2 separate regions of the Homo sapiens genome follow, and region 1 is linked to region 2. A link is a loop called in an ENCODE intact Hi-C map of the cell type or tissue named here. Cell type or tissue: PC-9. All regions are shown on one strand. Links, peaks and the distances in the headings refer to the core of each region. The heading gives the core; the rest is flanking DNA.

Evidence for each region. A loop is a pair of places that touch in the nucleus more often than their neighbours do. Peaks named below come from ENCODE experiments on the same cell type or tissue, not always from the same donor. Only the 100,000 strongest peaks of a DNase experiment are listed, where the experiment ranks them.
Region 1: a loop joins it to region 2, with 2.9 times the contacts of the local background. A loop is called at or near these places in 62 of 110 quality-filtered maps.

What each region holds. Positions count from the first base shown.
Region 1 is chr1:51,037,102-51,053,967 of GRCh38, forward strand. No RefSeq gene overlaps it. Among named protein-coding and RNA genes, the nearest start is that of MIR4421, 14 kb to the right of the region's middle. In PC-9, for the core only: a CTCF peak has its summit at 7,945 (motif pointing left); no DNase peak of the experiment used is centred there.
Region 2 is chr1:50,924,586-50,932,585 of GRCh38, forward strand. The region is part of intron 1 of FAF1 (Fas associated factor 1); the gene reads right to left. Among named protein-coding and RNA genes, the nearest start is that of FAF1, 32 kb to the right of the region's middle. In PC-9, for the core only: CTCF peaks have their summits at 4,954 (motif pointing right) and 5,155; no DNase peak of the experiment used is centred there; H3K27ac peaks cover 583 bases.

The DNA.
Region 1 (16,866 bases), core at 3,704-11,703, 120 kb after region 2:
CGTTCCCAATGCTAGTGTCAAACGGTAGAGTTCTATCAAACTTTCCAAGAATAGAACGTAGAAATAGAGGGAAAGCTAATTCTTTTTGAGATAAGAATAACTTTGACACAGCATACATGTAAGGATAGTATTGAAAAATTTACAAACCAATTTCATTTAAGAAAATAGATGTAAAAATCCTAAATAACTAAATCCAACATGTATTAAAAAACTGCAACATGATTAAATGGACTTATCTTAGCAATGTAAATAAATTTGTTATTGAAATTAGCCATGTTAATGGACTATGGTAACTCTTTTAGACTAGTTTTCTCAAACTGTGTATTTGGAGAGGTTGGAAAGCTTTCAAAAATACTTCTCCCAGATTCCTTTTGCAGCTAGAGTTCTAGACACGGATGAGGTTCCATCAATCAAATACACCCAAATGAGAGTTGGAAGGTGGAAGTATTACAGTTGCTATTAGCTATAGGTCTGGTCTATTGCCGCTAAAAAGTAAGATTTGTAAATGTACAGCTTTCTGTAATAGCATTCCAGTGTCTTTGACCCTGTGAGTAAAGAAGCAGTAGTCATGGCAAGGTTTCTCTACCTGAACTCATACTTTGTAATCTCTAGTTTGCTGTGTTAATACTCATTCTTTACCTTCTTTGGCTAAGAGACAGCTGTGGCAGCAGTTTTTTAAAGCATAGATGCAATGGTGGTCTCAGTGGTAGTTGTCTCCCAGTGTAGCATGTCAGACTTATTTTGGTAGATATTCTAGGTGTTAAGCAGCTGCCCCCTCAACTCTCCAAAGATTTTGTAAGCACCTAACTCCCTACATTAAATCACTTCCTGCTTAAAATGTCTAGTGTCACTTCTGTTAACTGGACCAAACCCTGACTGACAGAGTATTTAATATTAAAAATGGCTGATGCTATGGCAAAATTACTCAAATAAGCAGTGTCTGCTTAATAGTCTAGCAGTTCATGGAAAGGAAACAATTGCATGCTGGAAAGCTGATTATCTTTGTATACTGTGGCAAAATACTTCATAAAATTGTTGCCTCTGATATCATGGAAGTACAACTGTGTGCTAACAGACCCTGAATTTCTAGATGAACGAGTTAGAAAATATCAGAATGTAATGTGTATTGGCTCTTCATTGCTGTTTGTAGCAAGATATAAGAAAGCAATGAATTCAGGCAAGAATTGGCCAATTTTCAAACAGATATGAAAGAAAATTCAGTTCTGTTAAAGGAGTCTTTCTGCCAGTGGACTAAAATCTAAACTACTCATGCCCAAGAAAGTTAAAAAAACTCAAGTGCTCATGTTCCCCCAGACAAGAGAGTATAAGGCCCCAGCATTTTCTCAAGCTTCTTCCATTTAGATTTCTCTTCCAGAAAAATTGCAGCTAGTATATCTGCAAAGATTAGATTAAAGATGGTGCCTTCCCACCCAAGCCTGTTATTAATTTAAATGGACTCAAGATAGCTGCCATTAAATTAGGAGAGGATAGGTCTTGTACAGACAAATATGCAAATAAATTAGTCTTGAGAAAACAATTTTGCAGTGTGATTATTAGCACATAGAGCTTTTTGGAAGCAAGTCGGAAATCTGCTAAATATTTCCTAAAGTATTTTGGGAAGTTGTGTTGCCAAAGGAAACATAAACCTGGCTTACAGAAGCCTATGATTGTGTCTAGGTGTGGATTTCTTTGAGTTAACCCTACTTAGAGTCCATTAAGCTTCTTTAATGTGTAAACTAATGTTTTGGAGTCAAATTTCAGAAATTTTGGGCCATTATTTCTTCAAGAATTTTTTCTGCTCCTTTCTCTTTCTTCTTCCCTTCTGGGACTGCCATTATGCATTATGTATATATACCATTGTGAATATGAGAATGCACAATTGAGATTATCTGGTTTGAGGAACAGAAAGAAAGAAGAATGAACAAAAATAAATAGAGTTTCAGAGACCTGTGGAACACCATCAAGAAGATCAACGTATGCATAATGGCAATTCTAGAAGAAGTGAAATAAAATATTCAAGTATTCTTTCCAGGCAAGAAAAAATATTTGAAGAAATAATAGCTGAAAACTTTCCAAATGTTATTAAAAAACATTAAAAACATATCTACATATTGAAGTAGCTATATGGACTCCAAGTAGAATAAATTCAAAGAGATCCACACCTAGACACATCATAATCAAACTATTGAAAGACAAATAGAGAATACTGAAAACAGCCAAGGAGATGCAACTTATCATGTAAAAGGTATCCTCAATAAAATTAATTGCTGATTCCTTATAAGAAACCATGGAAGTGAGAAGACATGGGGTGACATATTTAAAGTGCTAAAATAAAAAGACTGTCTGACAAGAATTCTATATCCAGCAAAACCATCTTTCAAAACTGAAGGAGAACTTGTCATTCCCAAATAAACAAAAATTGAGAAAATTCATGGCTAGCAGACCTGCACTACAAGAAATATTTAGGGGAATCTTTGAGGTCAAAAACTACACTCTGATACCATTTCTCACCTGTCTAATTGACCAAACATCACAAGCTTTTCAACACAATGTGTTAGAGAGGCTATCAGGAAACAAGCGCTCTCATATTTTGTTGATGGGAATGCAAAATGGTATCTTCCCAGCCGGGTGTGATGGGTGACGTCTGTAATCCCAGCACTTTGGGAGGCAGAGGTGTGCAGATAACTTGAGGTCAGGAGTTCGAGACCAGCCTGGGCAACATGGAGAAGCCCTGTTTCTACTAAAAATACAAAAACTTAGCTGGGCATGATAGCACACGCCTGTAGTCCCAGCTACTTGGGAGGCTAAGGCAGGAAAATCGCTTGAACCTGGGAGGCGGACGTTGCAGTGAGCTGAGATCACACCACTGCATTACAGCCTGGGGGACAATGTGAGACTCCATCTAAAAAAAAAATAGTACCTTCCCTATAGAGGATAATATGGCAATATCTAACAAGTTAAGAATACATTTATCCTTTGAGTAGCAATTCCATGTCTAGGAATTTGCCCTAATGACACATCTCCAACAATACAAAAATACATATGTACAAGGTTATATGTTGCTCCCTTATTTATAATTACAGAATACTGAAACAAACCTACATACTCATACATAGGAGATTAGTTGAATAAATTGTGGTACATCCACGCAACAGAGTATGTAGTTGTAAAAGCGAATAAAGATCTGTATGAACCAAAATGGAGGGGTTTCCAGGATATAGTGTAATGTGGAAAAAAATAAACTGTAAGAAGAGTAAATATGTTACCTTTTGTGTAAGAAAGAAGTATAAATAAGAGAATATACTCATATCTCCTTATTTTTACAAAAAAGAGAAGCATATGACAAACAAACAAATAACTGACATAATTGACTACCTAGGATTGGTGGGAGAAAATAAGGTGAAAGGGTTAGGTAGGGTATGGTAGACAGCCTTCATGATGGCCCCCAGTGATGTCCACCTCCTGGTATTCATGCTCTTTTGCAGTCTTCTCTCACTCTGAATCAGGGCTGGTATGTTCCACCACTAGAATATGATGGAGCTAACAATATGTGTAATTTCCAAGGCTAGGTGATACGAGGCATTGCAGCTTCTCTTTTGGTCTCAGATTTACTTTGGTCTTTTTCTCTTGGGGAAGCCAGCCACTATGTTGTGAAAACACTCAAGCAGCCCCAGGGAAAGGCCTACGTAGAGAGAAACCAATGAGCACCAAGCTGCCATGTGAGTGAATAAGATACTTTACAAGCAGATCTTCCAGCCCCAGTCAAGTCTTAAGATGGCTGCAACCCTAACCAATATCTGACTACAACTTCATAAGAAATCTCAAGCCACAACAAGCTGCTCCCAAATTCTTGGTCCACTGAAAGTGTGAGAGACAGTGAATGATTATTGTTTTAACCCAGTCAGTTTTGGACAGCAATAGATAAGGAAATAACACTTCTTTGAGTATACCTTTTAATACATTTTTGACTTTTGGAATCGTGTTAATATTTTGTACTTCAAGAGATAAAATAAAATCAAGAAAAATAGGAATAAACCCCCAGAATTGAATGCAAGCAAAAAAAACCAAGCGAACTATATTCCAAATGGATAACATAACTACTCTAAAGAGAAAAAAATAATCTAGGTAACTTTTGAACCCAGTTCTTTGACTATATGACTGCAGTCTAAAAACAAAGAGAACTCTCAAAAAAATTTAATCTCTTTTGGCAGGTTTGTTGGGTTATTTTTCTACTGTTATGGGTATAATAATTCTTAACTACTTTATGTGTATTGCTGGATTGAGTAAATGAGTAAATACATTGATGCTATGATGCTGTGGGTAGTCAGGGTTCTGATTGTGGGAACATATATGTGTATATACTTGGTTGAACAATATGAAATTACCATTTCCTTCAGCTCTGTTCCTACAAGGGCCTAATAGCAGTGATACTCCAGTAGCAATAAAAATGGTAGAGCCCAGGGCTGAGGCTGGAAAGTAAAAGCCGAGTATGGAGCATCTTGATATGTCAGAGTAAGAAAGTGCTAAAAAAAAGGATGCGTACGTGCCAAAAAAAAAAACACAAAGCCAAATTGAAGGGGCTCCCACAGGCCAAATCAGAGACAATTTGAACATCAAAATGAATAAGGATAACAATGGATTATAACCTATAGGAAAAAGTAAATATAAAAATAATTAATACAAATGTTCTTATTATTAATAAATAATAAATTACTATTATTATTATTTTTGAGACAGAGTCTTACACTCTCGCTAGGCTGGAGTGCAGTGGTGTGGTCTCGGCTCACTGCAACCTCCGCCTCCTGGGTTCAAGCGATTCTCCTGCCTCAGCCTCCCGAGTAGCTGAGACTACAGGTGTTCACCACCACACCCAGCTAATTTTTGTATTTTTAGTGGAGACGGGGTTTTACCATGTTGGCCAGATGGTCTTGATCTCTTGACCTTGTGATCTGCCCGCCTTGGCCTCCCAAAGTGCTGGGATTACAGGCATGAGCCACCATGCCTGGCCTATTATTTTATGATAACAAATAAGACAGAAGGGAAAGCCCTTCCCTACAGGAGAATGATAAGTAATAAATATAGGAGAAATAAGAGTGTTAGGAAAATCACTTTTGGCTGGGCATGGTGGCTCATGTCTGTAATCCCAGCACTTTGGGAGGCCGAGACGGGCAGATCACTTGAGGTCAGCATATCACCAGCCTGGCCAACATGATGTAACCCTGTCTCTACTAAAAATACAAAAATGAGCTAGGCATGGTGGCACATATATAGTCTAGCTACTTGGGAGGCTGAGGCAGGAGGATCACTTGAGCCCAGGAGGCAGAGGCTGTAGTGAGCTGACAGCATGCCACTGCCCTCCAGCCTGAGTGATGAGAGGGAAACCCTGTCTCAAAAAAAGAAAGAAAAATCACTTTTTTGCAAGAATTATAGTAATAACTGGTTCAGGCAAGAATCATCCATGGATGCTAAAACTATTCAATGAAAGTTTGGGCCAGGCATGGTGGCTCACGCCTGTAATCCCAGCACTTTGAGAGGCCACGGTGGGTGGATCACTTGAGCCCAGGAGTTTGAGACCAGCCTGGGCAACATAGTGAGACCCCATCTCTACAAAAAATACAAAAATTAGCCAGGCATGGCAGTGCATGCCTGTAGTCTCAGCTACTCAGGAGGCTGAGGCAGGAGGATCACTAGAACCCAGGAAATAGAGGGTGCAGTGAGCTGAGATTGTGCCACTGCACTCCAGCCTGAGTGATGGAGCAAGACCCTGTCTCAAAAAACAAAAAGAAAAAGAAAGAAAGAAAAAAGAAAGAAAGGAAGCAAGGAAGGAAAGAAGGAAGGAAGGAAGGAAGATTGAAGAGAAACAATATATTTACATAGTCTCCAACTATGTCCTTACAAATTACTTACAGATTATGGGGCAAACTGACATGATCACTTATGTATTGTATTAGTTCATTCTCACACTGTTATAAAGAACTATCTGAGACTGGGTAATTTACAAAGAAAAGGGTTTAATTGACTCGTAGTTCCACAGGCTGTACAAAAAGCATGGCTCTGGAAGTCTCAGGAAACTTACAATCATGATGGAAGGGAAGCAAGCCCATCTTCACGTGGCGGCAGGAGAGAGCTAGTGAAGCAGGAAGTGCTACACATTTTTAAACAACCAGATCTCATGAGAACTCATTCACTATCACAAGAACAGCAAGGGGGAAATCCACCCCCATGATCCAATCACCTTCTTTCCAGGTCCACCCCCTCAACATTGGAAATTACAATTTGACATGAGATTTGGGTAGGGACACAGAGCCAAACCATATCATGTAGTATTTGGCCAAAAATGTATAACATGAATCTAATCATGAGGAAACATCAGACAAATCAAAATTGAGGGATATTTTGCAAGACAACTGGGCTGTATGCTTTAAAAATATCAGTATCATGAAAGACAAAGAAAGGATGAAAATCATTCCAGATTAAAAGGAGATGAAAGAGCTGTAGCAACAAAATGCAAGGTGTAAGCCTAGATTAAATTGTGAATCAAGGGAAAAAAATGCCATAAGAAACATTACTAGAAAATTGGCAAAAATTGAACATGGACTGTATATTAGATAATACTAATGTATTGATGTTAAATCTCCTAAATTTGCTGATTGTATTGTGAATATAGAAGCATGAGTTTTCTTATTCTTAGGAAATATACACAGAAGTATTTTGGAACATTATAACTCTCAATCTCAAGTGACTCAGGAAATTCTATCCGTACATGCACAAATATACTTATATATCCTAAATATGTATGTATGTGTGTGCATGTAGGGAGAGAGAGAAAGTGAAAGGGAGAAAGATGATTTTTTTTTTAAGTAGCAGAACATTTACAAGTAGGGAATTTGAGTGAGGGGTACACAAGACTTTGTAGCATTCTTGTTATTTTTTGTTTTGTTTTGTTGTTTTGGTTTAGAGAAAGGGTCTCACTTTGTTGTCCAGGCTGGAATGCAGTGGCAATCATGACAGCCTTGAACTCTAGGGCTTAAGCGATCTTCCTGCCTCAGCCTTCAAAGAGCTGGGACTACAGGTGTGAGCTACCATGCTAGGCTAATTAAAAAAATTTTTTTTTGTAGAGACGGGGGTCTCACTATGTTGCCTAGGCTGGTCTCGAGCTCCTGGCCTCATGTGATCCTCCTGCCTCAGCCTCCCAAAGTTCTAGGATTACAGGCATGAGCCACTGCACCTGGCCCAGACATTTATCTTCTCACAGTACTGAAGGCTGAGAGTCTGACATCAGTGTGCCAGCACAGTCAGTTTCTGGTAAGGGATCTCCTCCTGGCAAGCAGATGGCTATCTTCTGGCTATGTTCTCCATGGTGGAGAGAGAGAAAGCAAGCTCTCTGGTGTCTCTTCCTATAAAGGCACTAATTCCATCATGAGAACTCCACTCTCAAGAACTGATTAAATTTACCTCCCAAAAGTCTCATCTCCAAATATCACATCGAGGGTTAGGACTTCAACAAATGAATCTAGGAGGGATTCAGTTCAGTCTGTAGCTAGCAAAGACCTTGCCAATAACTAGGTTTAACATAAACTAGTTAATGGGATGCCATTTGAATATTATTTTAAATCTTGGCATTAAAAATTGAGGAGATCATTAAAAACATACCCATTAATCTATGAAGTATAAAAGGTCCAATTTATGTTTGTGTTTGCAACTTGCATATCATTTTATTACTTAATATTCCATATGAGGAAATATATGTTTACAAATAATAAAAAATTTTGGTAATGAAATGCAGTAATTTGAACATCTGAAATGCATAAGTGAGTATTATTATAATAAGAGCATAAAAATTGATGGTAATTTTGTCATATACAATGATGCGTCAAACACTTCTACGTTTTAATTCTTAAATTCCCATGTTAACATGTTAACCATGGCACCATCTTGTGGATATTTATTAAATAGTCGGGCTATACAAATATTTATTTGGAAATGTTGTAAATGAAAGTTATTTACAAAAAAAAGAACATTAAAGAATGTTTAAGTTAATAAAATGAAATGCTTGTAAGTAATTATCCTCACTTTCAAAGTGCTTCAACTATATAAATAAACGATTGAAATAGTTCTAGCATGGTTAAATTGTTTATATGAAATTTCAGGCTGTGTGCCATGGCTCACGCCTGTAATCCCAGTGCTTTGGGAGACCAAGGCTGGAGGATTGCTTGAGCCCAGGAGTTCGAGGCTACAGTGAGCCATGATCATGCCACTGCACTCCAGCCTGGGCAACAGAGCAAAACCCTGTCTCAGGAAAAAAAAAAAAATTAAAACTGGCCAGTGGTGCTTAACACATCAAGTGGATATTTTAGTTTGATATATTTTCGTGTGTATAGTGTATGTATATGTGTGTTTACATATATAAATGCAAATGTGTATTTGTTTGCTACTGTTTTTATTTTATTTTATTTTATTTTATTTTTTGAGACAGAGTCTTGCTCTGTCACCCAGGCGGGAGTGCAGTGGCGGGATCTTGGCTCACCGCAGCCTCTGTCTGCCAGGTTCCAGTGATTCTCCTGCCTCAGCCTCCTGGGTGGTTGGGATTACAGGCATGTACCACCACGCCCGGGTAATTTTTGTATTTTTAATAGAGACAGGGTTTCACCATGTTGGCCAGGCTGGTCTCAAACTCCTGACATCAGGTGACCCGCCCGCCTCAGCCTCCCAAACTGCTAAGATTACAGGCATAAGTCATTGGGCCTGGGCTTTTATTTTGATTTAACTTTAGGATCTGTAAAAAATGGGCATATACAAAGTAGTTTTTTTTAATGGAAAAAAGAAACTTTAAATCTCAGTTTAATCAACGACTGGTTATGAACCACTTTTCAAAAATCAAATCATGGGTGCAATTAATATAATTTTTCAAGAAGATTATAGAATACTTTTTTTTGTAACACTTTCATTAAAAGGCTTCGGTATTTAGAGTTTACAATTACATTTAAAACTTTTCAGTTGGGCTCATACTTGTTATCCTGGCACTTTGTGAGGCTGAGGGAGGAAGAATACATGAAGCCAGGAGTTTGAGGCCAGTCTGAGCAACAAATTGAAACTCTATCTCTATAACTTTTTTTTTTAATTAACTGGGTGAGGTAGCATGCACCTGCAGTCCCAGCTACTCAGCAGGCTGAGGCGGGAAGATTGCTTTAGTCCAGGAGTTTGAGGCTGCAGTGAGTTATGACTGTGCCACTGCATTCCAGCCTGGGCAATAGAGCAAGAGTCCGTCAAGTTATAATACAAAATAAAATAAAATAAAATAAAATATATTTTTAAAATTTTTTAAAAAGGAAAAAACTTTTCATTACTATATTTACACAAAGGAGAAAGGAGAAATAGCCTTTATTGTAGACCCTACTATAAGCTAGGCATTTAGATACATTATCTAATACAATTCCTTCCAACAATCTTTTGAGGGTTTTTTTTTGAGACGGAGTCTTGCTCTGTCGCCCAGGCTGGAGTGCAGTGGTGTGATCTCGGCTCACTGCAACCCCCATCTCCTGGGTTCAAGAGATTCTCATGCCTCAGCCTCCTGAGTAGCTGGGATTACAGACACCTGCCACCATAGCTGGCTAATTTTTGTATTTTTAGTAGAGACGGGGTTTCACCATATTGGCCAGGCTGGTCTCGAGCTCCTGACCTCAAGTGATTTGCCCGCCTCGGCCTCCCAACGTGCTGGGATTACAGGCGTGAACCACTGCACCCAGCCTTGAGTTGGTATTTTTATTTCTACTTTGCAGATGAGTAAAATTGAGACTCTTGGTAGTTACATAACTTAATCAATCTCACACAGCTATTAAGAAGCCATGATTTTAACCCAACTCTACAAAGCCCAAATTCGTGTCACAACACAATCCTGGTTCTTGGAATTTCAGACTATATAAGAGATTTTAATATGGAAATTTAATTTAAAGATCTATGTACCCAAAATCCTACAGACATTTCAAATTAAGATTGTTTAATTTTTGTATGCAAAATGTTAAATGTACTACACTTATTCTCATTGTATTCTGAGACAAAATTCTTTTTTAAAAATTTCAACTTTGGCCAGGCACGGTGGTGGCTCACACCTGTAATCCCAGCACTTTGGGAGGCTGAGGCAGGTGGATCACTTGAGGTCAGGAGCTCAAGACCAGCCTGGCCAAAACGATGAAACCCCGTCTCTACTAAAAATACAAAAATTAGCCTGGCGTGGTGGCACGTGCCTGTCATCCCAGCTACATGTGAGGCTGAGGCAGGAGAATAGCTTGAACCCGGGAGGCGGAGGTTGCAGTGAGCCGAGATCGCGCCATTGCACTCCAGCCTGGGCAACAAGAGCAAAACTCTGTCTTAAAAAAAAAATTCAACTTTTATTTTAGATACAGGGAGTAGATATGCAGGTTTGTTACATGGGTATATTACACCCAGGTAGTGAGCACAGTATCCAAAAAGTCAGTTTTCAACTCATGGCACACCCCGAGGCCCACTCTAGTAGTCCGCAGTGTCTATTTTTCCATTTTTATGTCCATGTATGCTCAATGTTTAGCTCCCATTTATAAGTGAAACCATGCAGTATTTGGTTTCCTGTTCTTACATTAATTGTTTTAGGATTATAATGTCCAGCTCCATCCATGTTGCTGATAATGACATGATTTCATTATATTTCATGGCTGTGTATTATTCCATGATTTTCTTTCTCATAAGTACCACATTTTCTTCATCCTATCCACAATTGATGGGCACCTAGGTTGATTCCATGTCATTGCTATTGTGAATAGTGTGGTGATGAACATGGAAATGCATGTATCTTTTCAGTACAATGATTTTTTTTTCTTTGGGTATATACCCAGTAATGGGATTTCTGTGGTGGAACTAATTTACATTCTCACAACAGTGTATAAGAATTCCCTTTTCTCTGAAGCCTTGCCAGCATCTGTTGTTTTTTGACCTTTTAAAATAGCCATTCTGACTGGTATGACATGTTATCTCATTGTGGTTTTAATTTCATTTCTCTGATGATTAGTGATGATGGGCATTTTTTCATATGTTTATTGGCTGCTTATTTGTCTTATTTTGAGAGGTGTCTGTTCATGTCCTTTGCCCATTTTTAAATGGGGTTCTTTGTTTTTCCTTGTTAAGTTCCTTATAGATTCTGGATATTAGACCTTTGTAATAGGGATAGTTTCCGAATACTTTCTCCCATTCTGTAGGTTGTCTGTTGACTGCTGATAGTTTTTTTTTGCTGTGAAGCACTTTAGTTTAATTAGGTCTCACTTGTCAATTTTTACTTCAGTTGCAATTGCTTTTGGGGACTTAGCCAAAAATTATTTGCCAAAGCCAATGTCAAGAAGGATATTTCCTAGGTTTTCTTCTAGGATTTTTCTGGTTAGAGGTCTGTCATTTAAATCTTCAATCAATCCAAAATTCTTCTAATAATGCAACATAATAAAACTATGGGAAAGCTGATTATATTATGACAACATTCTAGATAACTATAAACAAGAATAGAAAATAAATGGGAGGTAAATTGCCTTAATGATTATGTGAAAGCTGTCAGAATCAAAATTTCGTTTGTGTTAAAAACTCTGACAACTAGAACTGGGGAAGGTCATGAAGGGAGAGTTCTCATATGAATGCCTGGTAATAAGAGCTATCATAAAAGACTGTAGAAACCACAACCTTGCACAAATGCCATCAGAACCTTACAAAAACCAAAAAACTTCTATGAGAATATCTGCCCAGCATGCCCAGCAACTGCCTGTCCAGCCTTGGACAGGAGCCACCCTTGTGAATGATACTTATAGTCAAGGATAATTATCTCAAAAACTATGATGTAATCCTCCTCATTTTTCCTTCAAAAACGTTTGTCTTCCTTTACCTCCCTGAATACACACATAATTTACTATGGCATGTAATTCCCATTGCAATGTCTATTCCTGAATAAATATTTTAGAGAGTCTCCCTCATTGTTTGTTATTTAGGTTGACAGTTAATATCCTTTTAATCATTATTTTGTTAAAAAATTGTACCTTAAAACTCTTTACAGAAAGTGTTTAAGATACATATTTTCTGAAATTCATCTATTATAAAGTGAAATGAACTAGAGGCTTGAAATAAATTGTTCAATTTTTTTCTGTTATGTATATAGCTACATCAGTGCAGTTATCATATGTAACTAGAATCTTTGGTCCTTGCAAACTTCCCTAACTCTTTTCAGGCATACTTTTAAAAAGTAATCTAAAATTCAATGACAGAAGTGTTTTCTGGTCTACAATATTATTCAAAAAAAGGTTTTGAAACTCATTTTCTCCCTTAAAAAGTCTTGAGCAACAGACAGCTCACAGAAAGAACATACAAGTACCTCAAACACATTAAAAAATAATTTTCCTCCTAATAAGAAAAATAAATTAGAATTACATTGTGATATCATTTTCCCCACTAAATTGGCAAAGGAAAAAAAGTTGAATATACTACCATGTTGGTGAGGAGGTGGAGAAATAGTAATTCCGCTACATTGTTGATATTAGCATGTAGTAGACTTCCATGAGAGCAATTTGGCAAAATCTATCAAAATTACAAATGTACAGGCATACTTTGAAGATATTGCAGATTCAGTTATAGACCACCATAGTAAAGTTAATATTGCAATAAAATGAGTCACATGACTTTTTTATTTCCCAGTGCATATAAAAGTTATATTTACACTATTCTATAGTATATTAGTGTGGAACAGCATTATGTCTAAAAAATGTACATACCTTAATTTTAAAATACTTTATTGCTAAAAAAATGGTAATATTCATTTGATCCTTTAGTGAGTCATAATCTTATTGCTGATGGAAGTTCTTGCCTCAAGGTTGAAGCTGCTGACTGATCAGCGTGGTGGTTGTTGAAGGTTGGGGTGGCTGTGGCAATTTCCCTTCCTTCCTTCCTTTCTTCCTTCCTTCCTTCCTTTCTTTCTTTCTTTTTTCTTCCTTTTTTTTTTTTTTTGAGACAAGGTCTTACTCCGTCACCCAGGCTGATGTGCAGTGGCACAATCATGGCTCACTGCAGCCTTGAATTCCTGAGGTCAAGCAATCCTCCCACCTCAGCCTCTGGAGTAGCTGTAACTATAGGCACATGCCACAATGCCTAGCTAATTTTTAACACTGTTTTGCAGAGAGGGGGTCTCACTATGTTGCCCAGATTGGTCTTGAACTCCTGAGCTCAAGTGATCCTCCTGCCTTAGCCTCCCAAAATGCTAGGATTACAGGCACTAGCCACTGCGCCTGGCCCACAATTTCTTAAAAATAAGACAACAGTGAAGTTTGCCACATCAGTTGACTCTTTCATGAAAGATTTTTCTCTAGCATGTGATGCTGTTTGATAGCATTTTGCCCACAGGATAACTTCTTCCAAAATTGGACTCAATCCTCTTAAGCTCTACTGCTGCCTTATCAACTAAGGTTATGTCATATTCTAAATCCTTTGTTGTCATTTCAACAATGTTCACATCTTCATCTGGAATAGATTCCATCATAAGAAACCACTGTTTGCTCATCCATAAGAAGCAACTCCTCTTCCATTCAAGTTTTATCATGAGATTGCAGCAATTCAGTCATATCTTCAGGCTTCATTTCTAATTCCAGTTCTCTTGCTATTTCCACCAATCTTCAGTGACTCCTTTCCCAGAAGTCCTGAACCACTCAAAGTCATTCATGAGGGCTGAAATCAACTTCTTTCAAACTCCTGCTAATGCTGATATTTTGACCTCCCATGAATCATGAATTTTCTTAATGGCATCTAGAATGGTGACTCTTTTCCAGAAGGTTTTCAATGTACTTTGCCCAGATCTGTAAGAGGAATCATAATCTATGGCAGCTATAGCCTTACAAAATATATTTCTTAAAGAATAAGACTTGATACTCAAAATTACTCCTTGACCCACGGACTGCAGAATGGATGATGTGTTACCAGGCATAAAAACAACATTCATCTCCTTGTACATCTCCATCAGAACTCTTGGATGATTGGGTGCATTGTCAATAACCAGCAATAGTTTGAAAGGAATCATTTTCCTCAGGAGTAGGTCTCAAGAGTGGACTTAAAATATTTAGTAAACCATGCTGTAAAGAGATGGGCTCTCATCCAGGCTTTGTTGTTCATTTAGAAAGCATAGGCAGAATTGATTTGGCATAATTTTGAAGAGCCCTAGGATTTTCAGAATTCTCAATGAGCATTGGCTTCAACTGAAAGTCACATTCTACATTAGCCCCTAAGGAGAGAGTCAGGCTGCCCTTTGAAACTTTGAAGCCAGGCATTGACTTCTCTTTAGCTATCAAAGTCCTAGATGGCATCTTCTTCCAATAGAAGGCTATTTTGTGTACATTGAAAAATCTGTTCTTTAGAGTAGCCACCTTTATCAATTATCTTAGCTAGATCTTCTGGATAAAGGTTGCCGTAACTTCTACATCAGCACTTGCTGTTTCATCTTTAACTTTTATGCTATGGAGTTGGCTTCTTCCCTTAAACCTCATGAATTAACTTCTGCTAGCTTCAGACTTTTCTTCTCCAGCTTCCTCACCTCTCTCAGCCTTCACAGAATTGAAGAGAGTTAAGGCCTGGCTCTGAATTAGGCTTTGGCTTAATACAATATTGTGGCTGGTTTGATCTTCTATCTAGGCCACTAAACTTTCTCTCTGTCAACAATAAGTCTGTTTTGCTTTCTTATTATTCATATGTTCACTGGAGTAGCACTTTTAATATCCTTCAAGGATTTTTCCTTTGCATTCACAACTTTGCTGTTTGGTGCAAGAGTCCTAGCTTTCAGCATATCTCAGCCTTTGACATGCCTTCCTCATTAAGCTTAATTGCTTTTAGCTTTTGATTTAAGATGATAAATGTGCAACTCTTCCTTTCACTTGAACAATTAGAGGCCATTTTAGCATCATTAGTTGGCCTAATTTCAATATTCTTGTGTCTTGGGGAATAGACCCAAGCAGGGGGAGAGAGATGGGGGGAATGTCGGTTGGTGGGGTAGCAAAAACACACCCAATACTTATCAATTAAGTTCACTATCTCATATGGGTGCAGTTTGTGGTGCCCCAAAACAATTACAATAATAACATGAAAGATCACTGACCACAGATCGCCATAATAGATATAATAATAACAAAAAATTTTAAATATCAAAAGAATAACCAAAATGTGACAAAGACCCAAAAGTGAGCACATGCTCTTGGAAAAGTGACACCGATAGACTTGGTCAGTGCAGGGTTGCCACAAACCTTCAATTAATAAAAAATGCAGGATCTGTGAAGCACAAAAAAGCAAACTACAGTAAAATTAAGTATGCTCGTATCAGTTTTCCCCACATCACTTATGTAAGGGGCTATCCTTTCCCCATTGTGTGTTCTTGGCACCTCTGTCAAAGATCAGTTGACTGGGTTCTCTATTTTGTTCCATTCGTCTATATGTCTGTTTTTATGTCAGCAACATGCTGCTTTGATTAATGTCACTTTGTAATATATTTTGAAGTCAGGAAGTGTGATGCCTCTAGCTTCATTTTTCTTGCTCAAGATTGACTTGGCTATGTGGGGTCTATTGTGGTTCCATATAAATTTTAGCATAATTTTTTCTATTTCTATAAAGAATGCCAGTGGGATTTTGATAGAGATTGTACTGAATCTGTAGATCACTTTGAATAATGTGGCTTTTTTTTTTCTTTTTTTTTTGAGACAGAATTTCGCTCTTGTTGCCCAGGCTGGAGTGCAATGGCGTGATCTCAGCTCACCGCAACCTCCAGCTGCAGGGTTCAAGGGATTCTCCTGCCTCAGCCTCTCGAGTAGCTGGGATTACAGGCATGCACCACCATGCCTGGCTAATTTTGTATTTTTAGTAGACACGGGGTTTCTCCAAGTTGGTCAGGCTAGTCTCGAACTCCCCATCTCAGGTGATCCACCCACCTCAGCCTCCCAAAGTGCTGGGATTACAGGCATGAGCCTCTGTGCCTGGCCTAATGTTGACATTTTAAAAATATTGAATTTTCCAATCCATGAACATAGGATGTATTTCCATTCATCTGTGTCTTCTTCAGTTTCCTTCATCAATGTTTCATAATTTTCAGCATGCAAGTGTTTCTGTTTTGGTTAAGTTTGTAGCTATTGTAAATGGGATTGTTTTTTAAATTTCCTTTTCAGGTAGTTTTGCTGTTTGTGTGTTTTAGTATGTTGGTTATCCTGTAACTTTACTAAATTGGTTAGTTAGTTCCAACAGATTTTTTTCCTTTAGGGTTCTGTACATATTTGATTGTGTCATCTGCAAACAGAGATAATTTTACTTATTCTTTTACAATTTGGATGTTATTTTGGTCTAATTATTCTGGCAAGAACTTCCAGTAATATGTTGAACAGAAGTGTCAAGCATGAACATCCTTGCCTTGTATTGGATCTTGGGGGAAGCTTTCGACCTGTCCCCCAAGGTTTGATTGTGGTGTTAGGTTTGGGCTTTTCATATATGATCTTTGTTGTTTTGAGGTAAGTTCCTGCTATATTTATTTTGTTGTAGCTTTAATCATGAATGGATGGCAAATTTTGTCAAATGTTTTTTTCTGCATCTATTGAGAAGATCATGTGGTTTTTTCTTTCATTTTGTTAATGTGCTGTATCTCATTGGTTGATTTGCATATAGTGAACCATCCTTAACTCCCAAGGATAAACTCAAGTTGGTCATAGTATATGATCCCTTTAATGAGCAACTGAATTCAGTTTGCTAGCATTTCATTGAGGACTTTTGCATGTATATTCATTGGGACTATTGCTCTTTAGTTTTCTTTCTTTCTTTTTCTTTTGTATAGTGTTTTTGTCTGGT
Region 2 (8,000 bases), core at 1-8,000:
AGACCCTGAATAGCCAAAGCAATAATCAGAAAAAAAGAACAAAGCTGACTTCAAAATATACAGCAGAGCTATAGTAACCAAAACAGCATAGTATTGGTATAATAAAAGATACATAGGCTAGGCACAGTGGCTCACGCCTGTAAACCCAGCACTTTGGGAGGCTGAGGTGGGTGGATCACCTGAGTTCAAGAGTTCAAGACCAGCCTGGCCAACATGATGAAACCCTGTCTCTCCAAAAAATACAAAAATTAGCTGGGTGTGGTGTTGGGCACCTGTAATCTCAGCTACTCGGAAGGCTAAGGCAGGTGAATTACTTGAACCCAGGAGGCGGAGGCTGCAGTGAGCTGAGATCGTGCCATTGCACTCCAGCCTGGGTGACAAGAATGAAACTCCATCTCAAAAAACATAACAAAACAAAACAGATACATAGACCAACAGAACAGAGAACCTTGAAATTAAAAATATTAATAAATCCACATATTTTTAGCCAACTGATACTCAGCAAAAGTGCTAAGAATACACATTGGGAAAACAACAGTCTCTTCAATAAATGGTGCTAAGAAAAATGGATAGTCATATGCAGAGGAATGAAACTAGACCCCTATCTATCACTACATACAAAAATTAACTCAAAATGGATTAAAGACTTAAATGTAAGACTCAAAACTATAAAACTGCTGGGTGGAATCACGTCAGGACAAAAACACAGACAACAAGAATAGACAAATGGGACTGTACTAAACTAAAAGGCTTCTCCACGGTAAAAGAAACAATCAACACAGTTAAGAGATAACCTGTAGATAGGAAAATACTTACAAATCGTTTGACTAACAAAGAACTAACAACCAGAATATACAAGGAATTCAAACTTAGCACCAAAAAAAAAAAAATCCCACTACTACAAAGTGGGTCAAAGATCTGAACAGACATTTCTCAAACGAAGACATAGAAATGGCCAACAAATATTATCTCACCCCGCTCAGAATGGCTATTATCAAAGACAAAAAATTACAAATGCTGGCAAGGATGCAGAGAAAAGGGAACTCATACACTGTTGGTGGGAATATAAATTAGTATAGTCACTATAAAAAACAGTGTTGCACTTTCTCAAAAAACTAAAAATAGAACTACTATATGATACAGCAATCACACTACTGGGTATTTATCCAAAGGAAAGGAAATCAACATCAAAAGGATACCTATACATCCATGTTTATTGCAGCACTATTCATAATAGCCCAGATATGGAGTCAGCCTAAATGTCCATCAACAGGCAAATGGATAAAGAAAAATGTGGTTTATATACACAATAGAATACTATTCCTCCATGAAAAAGAATGGAATTGGGCCAGATGTAGTGTGCCTCATGCACGTAATCCCAGTGATTTGGGAGGCTGAGGCAGGAGGGTCGCTTAAGGCCAGGAGTTGAAGACCAGGCTGGGTAACATAGCAATACCCCATCTCTATAAAAAGTAAAACAAGTTAGCCAGATGTGGTGATACATGCTTGTAATCCCAGTTACTCGGGAGACTGAGGGGGGAGGATCGCTTAAGCCCCAGAGTTTAACATTACTGAAGCATATGATCACACTACTGCACTCCAGCCTGGGCAACAGAAAGATCCTGTCTCTAAACATAAAAAACAAACAAACAAACAAAACTACAAAGAAAAATAATGAAATCCTATCACTTGCAGCAACATGGATAAGCCTGGAGGATACTATGTTAAACTAAATAAGGCACAGAAAGATAAATACATGCTCTCAGTCATATGTAGGAGCTAAAAAGAATTCTGAGCTCATGGAATTAGAGTATACAACTGTAGATATTGGAGACTGGGAAGGGCAGTGAGAGGGAGAATGGGGAGAACCTGGTTAACATATAAAATTACAGCTAGATAGGAGGAATGAGTTCTGGTGTTCTACAGCGCTGTGGGGTGACATGGTTAACTATAATTTATTGTATATTTTCAAAAAGATAAAAAAGCAGACTTTAAATGTTCTCAACAAAAAAAAAAAGTTTAAGGTGAAGGATATGCTAATTACTCTGATTTGATCACTACACATTGCATATTCTTATGAAAACATCAGTTGTATCCCATAAGTATACACAATTATTACATGTAAACTAAAAATACAAGGGAAAAAATTACCGTATGATCCAGTAACTGCACTTGTGGTTATGTACCCAAAAGACTTTTAAGGAAGCAAGGAGTCAAGACATATTTATCCACCCATGTTCATAGTACCATTGTTGACAATATCCAAAATGTATAAACAACTCAAATGTCCATCCATAAATAAAGAACATGTAGTATGTTCACACAACAGAGTATTGTTGCTCCTTAAAAAGGCAAGAAATTCTGACACATGCTATAAAACGGATGTAACTTAAAAATACTATGTTAAGTGAAACAAGCCAGACATAAAAGAACAAACACTAAATAATTCCACGTCTATAAGTACTCAAACTCACAGAAGCAGAAAGGGGAATGGGGAGTTAATGTTTAGAAGCAGAAAGGGGAATAGGGAGTTAACGTTTAATCAATAGAGTTTGGGAAGATGAAAACGTTCTAGAGATGAGTGGTGGTGATGCCACATAACAATGTGAGGGTACTTAATACCACTGAACTGTATGTTTAAAATGGCAAAAAGGGTAAATTTTATGTTATGTATATTTTACCAGAATTTTTTTTTTAAAGCTTACTGCATGGGGACCAAGCGTGGTGGCTCACACCTGTAATCCCAGCACTTTGGGAGGCCGAGGCGGGTGGGTCACTTGAGGTCAGGAGTTCGAGACCAGCCTAGCCAACATGTTGAAACCCCGTTTCTACTAAAATGACAAAAAATGAGCCGGGCATGGTGGCATGTGCCTGTAGTCCCAGCTACTTGGGAGGCTGAGGTTGCAGTGAGCCAAGATGGCACTCTGCCTGGGCGGCAGAGTGAGACCCTGTCTCCAAAAAAAATAAAAGCTTACTGTGTGGTTTCATATACATAAAGTTTTAAAACTGGCAAAACTAACATATGTGTAATGTCAGAAGTCAATGTACTAAGTTATGCTGAAAGGTGAGGGGTAATTGAATGGAAGAAGGAGGCTTCTGGAACTCTGATTATATTCTTCTTTTTCATTTGTTTAAACAAATTTTTTTTCTTACAATTCTGAGACTAGAAATCCAATATCAAGGTGTCAGCAGTTTGCGTGTCTTCTGGGGCCTCTCTTCTTGGCTTGTTGATGGCTGTCTCCTCCCTGTGTTCACATTGTTCTTCCTTGTGTCTCTATGTGCCCTAATCTCCTCTTTTTCTTTTTTCTACTCGTTACATATTCTGTTCTTTTAACCAAAGAGTTGTTTATATGGATGTGTTCATGTTGTGCAAATTCAAACTATACTGTTAGGATTTGTGTTCTTTGCTGAGTATTATGCCCTCATAAAGTTTAGAATTTTCATTTGCTTCAGTTAATGACAGACTGTGATTTTGCTGAGGTGAGGATCTGGATGATGTTCACAGCCAGACTGGTTTTCAGGAACAAGTCACCTGCCTAGTAAGTGAGCCCTGCTTGAGTCCAACATCCATGCTATGGTGCACTTTTACTGCATGCTCTCTGTCTTTGGCACACAGACGACAATTTTTCTGAAATGGCAAAAATATTGGTTCTATTTCAAAAGTGGCCTCAAAATGAAAGTCAACTTCTACTATAAATAATAGAATGGAAAAGTCTAAGAAAGTAATATGAAAGTCTCTTGAGTATATGGAGAAAAGAACGTCAAGAATCTATACCTTTGTTTAAAAGATTTATTCTACATGTCAAAGCATTTCCAAAGCCCAGCTGCTTTTAGTCTCAGCGGCATTAATTCTTTAGAATAAAAATATCACACTTAAAAGAAAATAGGTGTTCTGTATTTAAAAACTGAGGAAGGCGGCCAGGCGCAGTGGCTCATGCCTGTAATCCCAGCACTTTGGGAGATCAAGGTGGGCGGATCACAAGGTCAAGAGTTCGAGACCAGCCTGGCCAACATAGTGAAACCCCATCTCTACTAAAAATACAAAGTATCAGCCGAGCATGATGGCGGGCGCCTGTAATCCCAACTACTCGAGAGGCTGAGGCAAGAGAATCGCTTGAACCTGGGAGGTGGAGGTTGCACTGAACCGAAATCACGCCATTGGACTCCAGCCCAGGCAACAGTGCGAGACTCCACCTCAAAAAAAAAAAAAAAAAAAACTAGGGAAGGCTGGCCAGGCACAGTGGCGCATGCCTGTAATCCCAGCACTTTGGGAGGCTAAGCTGAGCTCAGGGGATCGAGACCAGCCTGGCCAACACGGTGAAACCCCATCTCTATTAAACATCCAAAGAAATACCCAGGCATGGTGGCGTGCATCTGTGGTGCCAGCTGCATGGGAGGATTGCTTGAGCTCAGGAGGCACAGGTTGCAGTGAGCCAAGATCATACCACTGTACCCCAGCCTGGGTGACATAGCAAGACACTGTCTCAAAAAAAAAAAAAAAAAAGAAAGAAAAGAAAAAAAAACTGGGAAGGCTAGCAAAATGATTCTTTTTTTAATCAAAATAAAAAATGTTTTGAATTATTAGGAAATGATGTGTTTAATAATACTCTCAAAGTATATCCCACAATATTTAATAGAGTTTTATTAACAGAATTAAAACAGAAAGTTCTTTCATCATTCATACAATTTATACATAGGAAAGCAGAAGGAGTGGGCTCCCAAAACAGTGCTATTTAAGTTCTACATTGAGTACTAGTATATAAATTTTATCCTGGATAGTTTTAAAAAATGATACTTGAGCAAGAATTAATGCATGTTTTATGAATATATGTGAACTAAAAGATCTTTGGTTGATAAAATTGTATTCAGATCCCTTCAAAAAAATAAAAATTTCCCTAAATTTTACACACTGTTTATATTATATCTTTTGGTAACAAAAACTAGAGAATAGATTCATTGTAAGAGCTTACATTATCTTTTCTATCCACAAGAGGGAGCAAACATTTAACACATCTTGGGAATTTCATTACATGCTAGTTTTCACACAAGACTTTCAGGAAATAATAAAACTGCCAAAAATATTCATTGAATGTCTATCATGTGCCAGGCATAGTGTTAGGGTCTGGAAATATAGTGGGAAAAAGATGTGGCTCCTGCCCCCACGATTCACAATTATTCAGGTAACAAAGTACATCTAAAGATTTATAAGATTATTTAAAGGAACACAAACCATACTTAGCTTTTTTATAATTATTATAAGCTATAACTTATAAGTATTCTGTCTTACCAGAAGCTACAAATATAATGTAACGCTATACAAATTGTCAGTAATTTACAGTCTACAACTCTTAAAAAGCAAATAACATATATTAGGCAATTTATCGCATAAAGAATTAAGCACCAAGATGCAAATACCTTCTTTTTTCCAAGTAGACTCCAATGATCTATGCCACTCATTTTTTTCATTTAGCTTAACCAAAATGTTAGCAAATTAACATTTATTTAGGGTAATCTGGGGGTGTAGTTAACAAAGCATTTCAAGAGAGGGATATCTTTGAAATGTACTGATAAGTAGTAAAATCATAATGCCAAAGTGGGAAATTCTCAATTACAGCCTGTTAATGACATTTTAATACATCTTGGTTCTTTTGTTTTAAAGAAGAATGGATTCCAAAAGGGCATAATGAGCTAAGCAGGTGACCTCAGGAGAGTTCTTCCAAGTAGGTGTGTTTATACAGCAGCAAAGTTTAGGGTACAGTACTATTCAGGAAGGTATATTGGCAGGAAACAATGTGTAGTGGAAAAAAAGCTCTGACTCAAAGCACAACTAGCTTCAAATGCAGTTTTACCATTTAACTAGCCCTGTGACTTTAGTTATTAACCTCTCTGAGTCTCAGTGTTCTCACTCATACAATGGTAATAACAACAATCTTGCAAAGCTGCTGTAAGGATTAATAATAATGCAGGTGGCCAGGCACAGTGGCTCAAGCCTGTAATCCCAGCACTTTGGGAGGCCAAGGCGGGTGGATCACGAGGTCAGGAGATCGAGACCATCCTGGCTAACACAGTGAAACCCCGTCTCTACTAAAAATACAAAAAATTAGCCAGGCATGGTGGCGGGTGCCTGTAGTCCCAGCTACTCGGGAGGTGGAGCTTGCAATGAGCCGAGATCGTGCCACTGCACTCCAGCCTGGGAGACAGCAAGACTCCGTCTCAAAAAAGAAAAAAAAGTAGGTAAAGCACCAAATAGCCCAATTTTACAATAAGAAAACTAAAGAAGGCAATATAACTTAACTAGGGTTAGAAAGCAGAAAAACTGTGTGCCAGAACTTCTTTATTTTTAGTAATACTCCTTAACTTGAAGTCTTAGTCTAACATTATTAATTAATTACAGCAGATTTGTTATGATTAGTGTCTACATGATATATTGTTTGTCCATCCTTTTATTTACAACCTAGAGAAGCATCTTTATATTCCAGATGCTTCTCTTATACGAAATATAGATCAATATTTAATTTTCATCCAACCTGATGGTCTCTACCTTTTGATTACTATTTACCCTATTTACATTTAATGTAATTACTGATATGGCAGTAGTTTACTGTAAGTTTACTATCTTGGTTCTCAGTTTACTATCTTGGTTCTTTTATTTTGTTTTCAATCTGTTCCAATTGTTTTTCTTATTGTTATAGTTTCTTATCTGCATTGTTTATACTTTCTTATTGTTATACTTTCTTATCTGCATTCTTTAGGGTTGAGCATATGTATTAGTTTGTTTTCACGCTGCTGATAAAGACACACCCAAAACTGGAAACAAAAAGAGGTTTAATTGGACTTACAGTTCCACATAGCTGGGGAAGCCTCAGAATCATGACAGGAGGTGAAAGGCACTTCTTACATGGTGGCAGTGAGAGAAAAATGAGGAAGAAGCAAAAGCAGAAATCCCTGATAAACCTATCAGATCTCAAGAGACTTATTCACTATCACAAGAATAGCACGTGGGTGGGCGCAGTGACTCACACCTGTAATCCCAGCACTTTAGGAGGCTGAGGCGGGTGGATCACGAGATCAGCAGGTTGAGACCATCCTAGCTAACACAGTGAAACCCCATCTCTACTAAAAATACAACAACAACAAAAAAATTAGCCAGGCATAGAGGCAGGCGCCTGTAGTCCCAGCTACTCAGGAGGCTGAAGCAGAATGGCGTGAACCAGGGAGGCAGAGCTTGAAGTAAGCCGAGATCGTGCCACTGCACTCCAGCCTGGGTGACAGAGCAAGACTCTGTCTCAAAAATAAATAAATAAATAATAATAATAATAATAATAATAATAATAATAATAATAGCACATGAAAGACTGACTCCCATGATTCAATTACCTCCCCCCAGGTCCCTCCCACAACATGTGGCAATTCTGGGAATAATAATAATAATAATAGCACATGAAAGACTGACTCCCATGATTCAATTACCTCCCCCCGGGTCCCTCCCACAACATGTGGCAATTCTGGGAGACGAAAATTCAAGTTGAGATTTGGATGGGGACACAGCCAACCATATCATTCCACCCATGGCCCCTCCAAATCTCATGTCCTCACATGTCAAAACCAATCATGCCTTCCCAATAGTCCCCCAAAGCCGTAACTCATTTCAGCATTAACCCAAAAGTCCACAGTCCAAAGTCTCATCTGAGACAAGGCAAGTCCCTTCCACCTATGAGCCTCTAAAATCAAAAGCAAGCTAGTTATTTCCCAGATAAAATGAGGGTACAGGTATTGGGTAAACACAGCCATTCTACATGGGAGAAATTAGCCAAAACAAAGGGGTTACAGGGCCCATTCAAGTGTGAAATCCAGCGGGGCAGTTAAATTTTAAAGCGCCAAAATGATCTCCTTTGACTCCAGGTCTCACATTCAGGTCACACGGATGCAAAAGGTGGGTTCCCATGGTCTTGGGCAGCTCCGCGCCTGTGGCTTTGCAGGGTACAGCCTCCCTTCTAGGT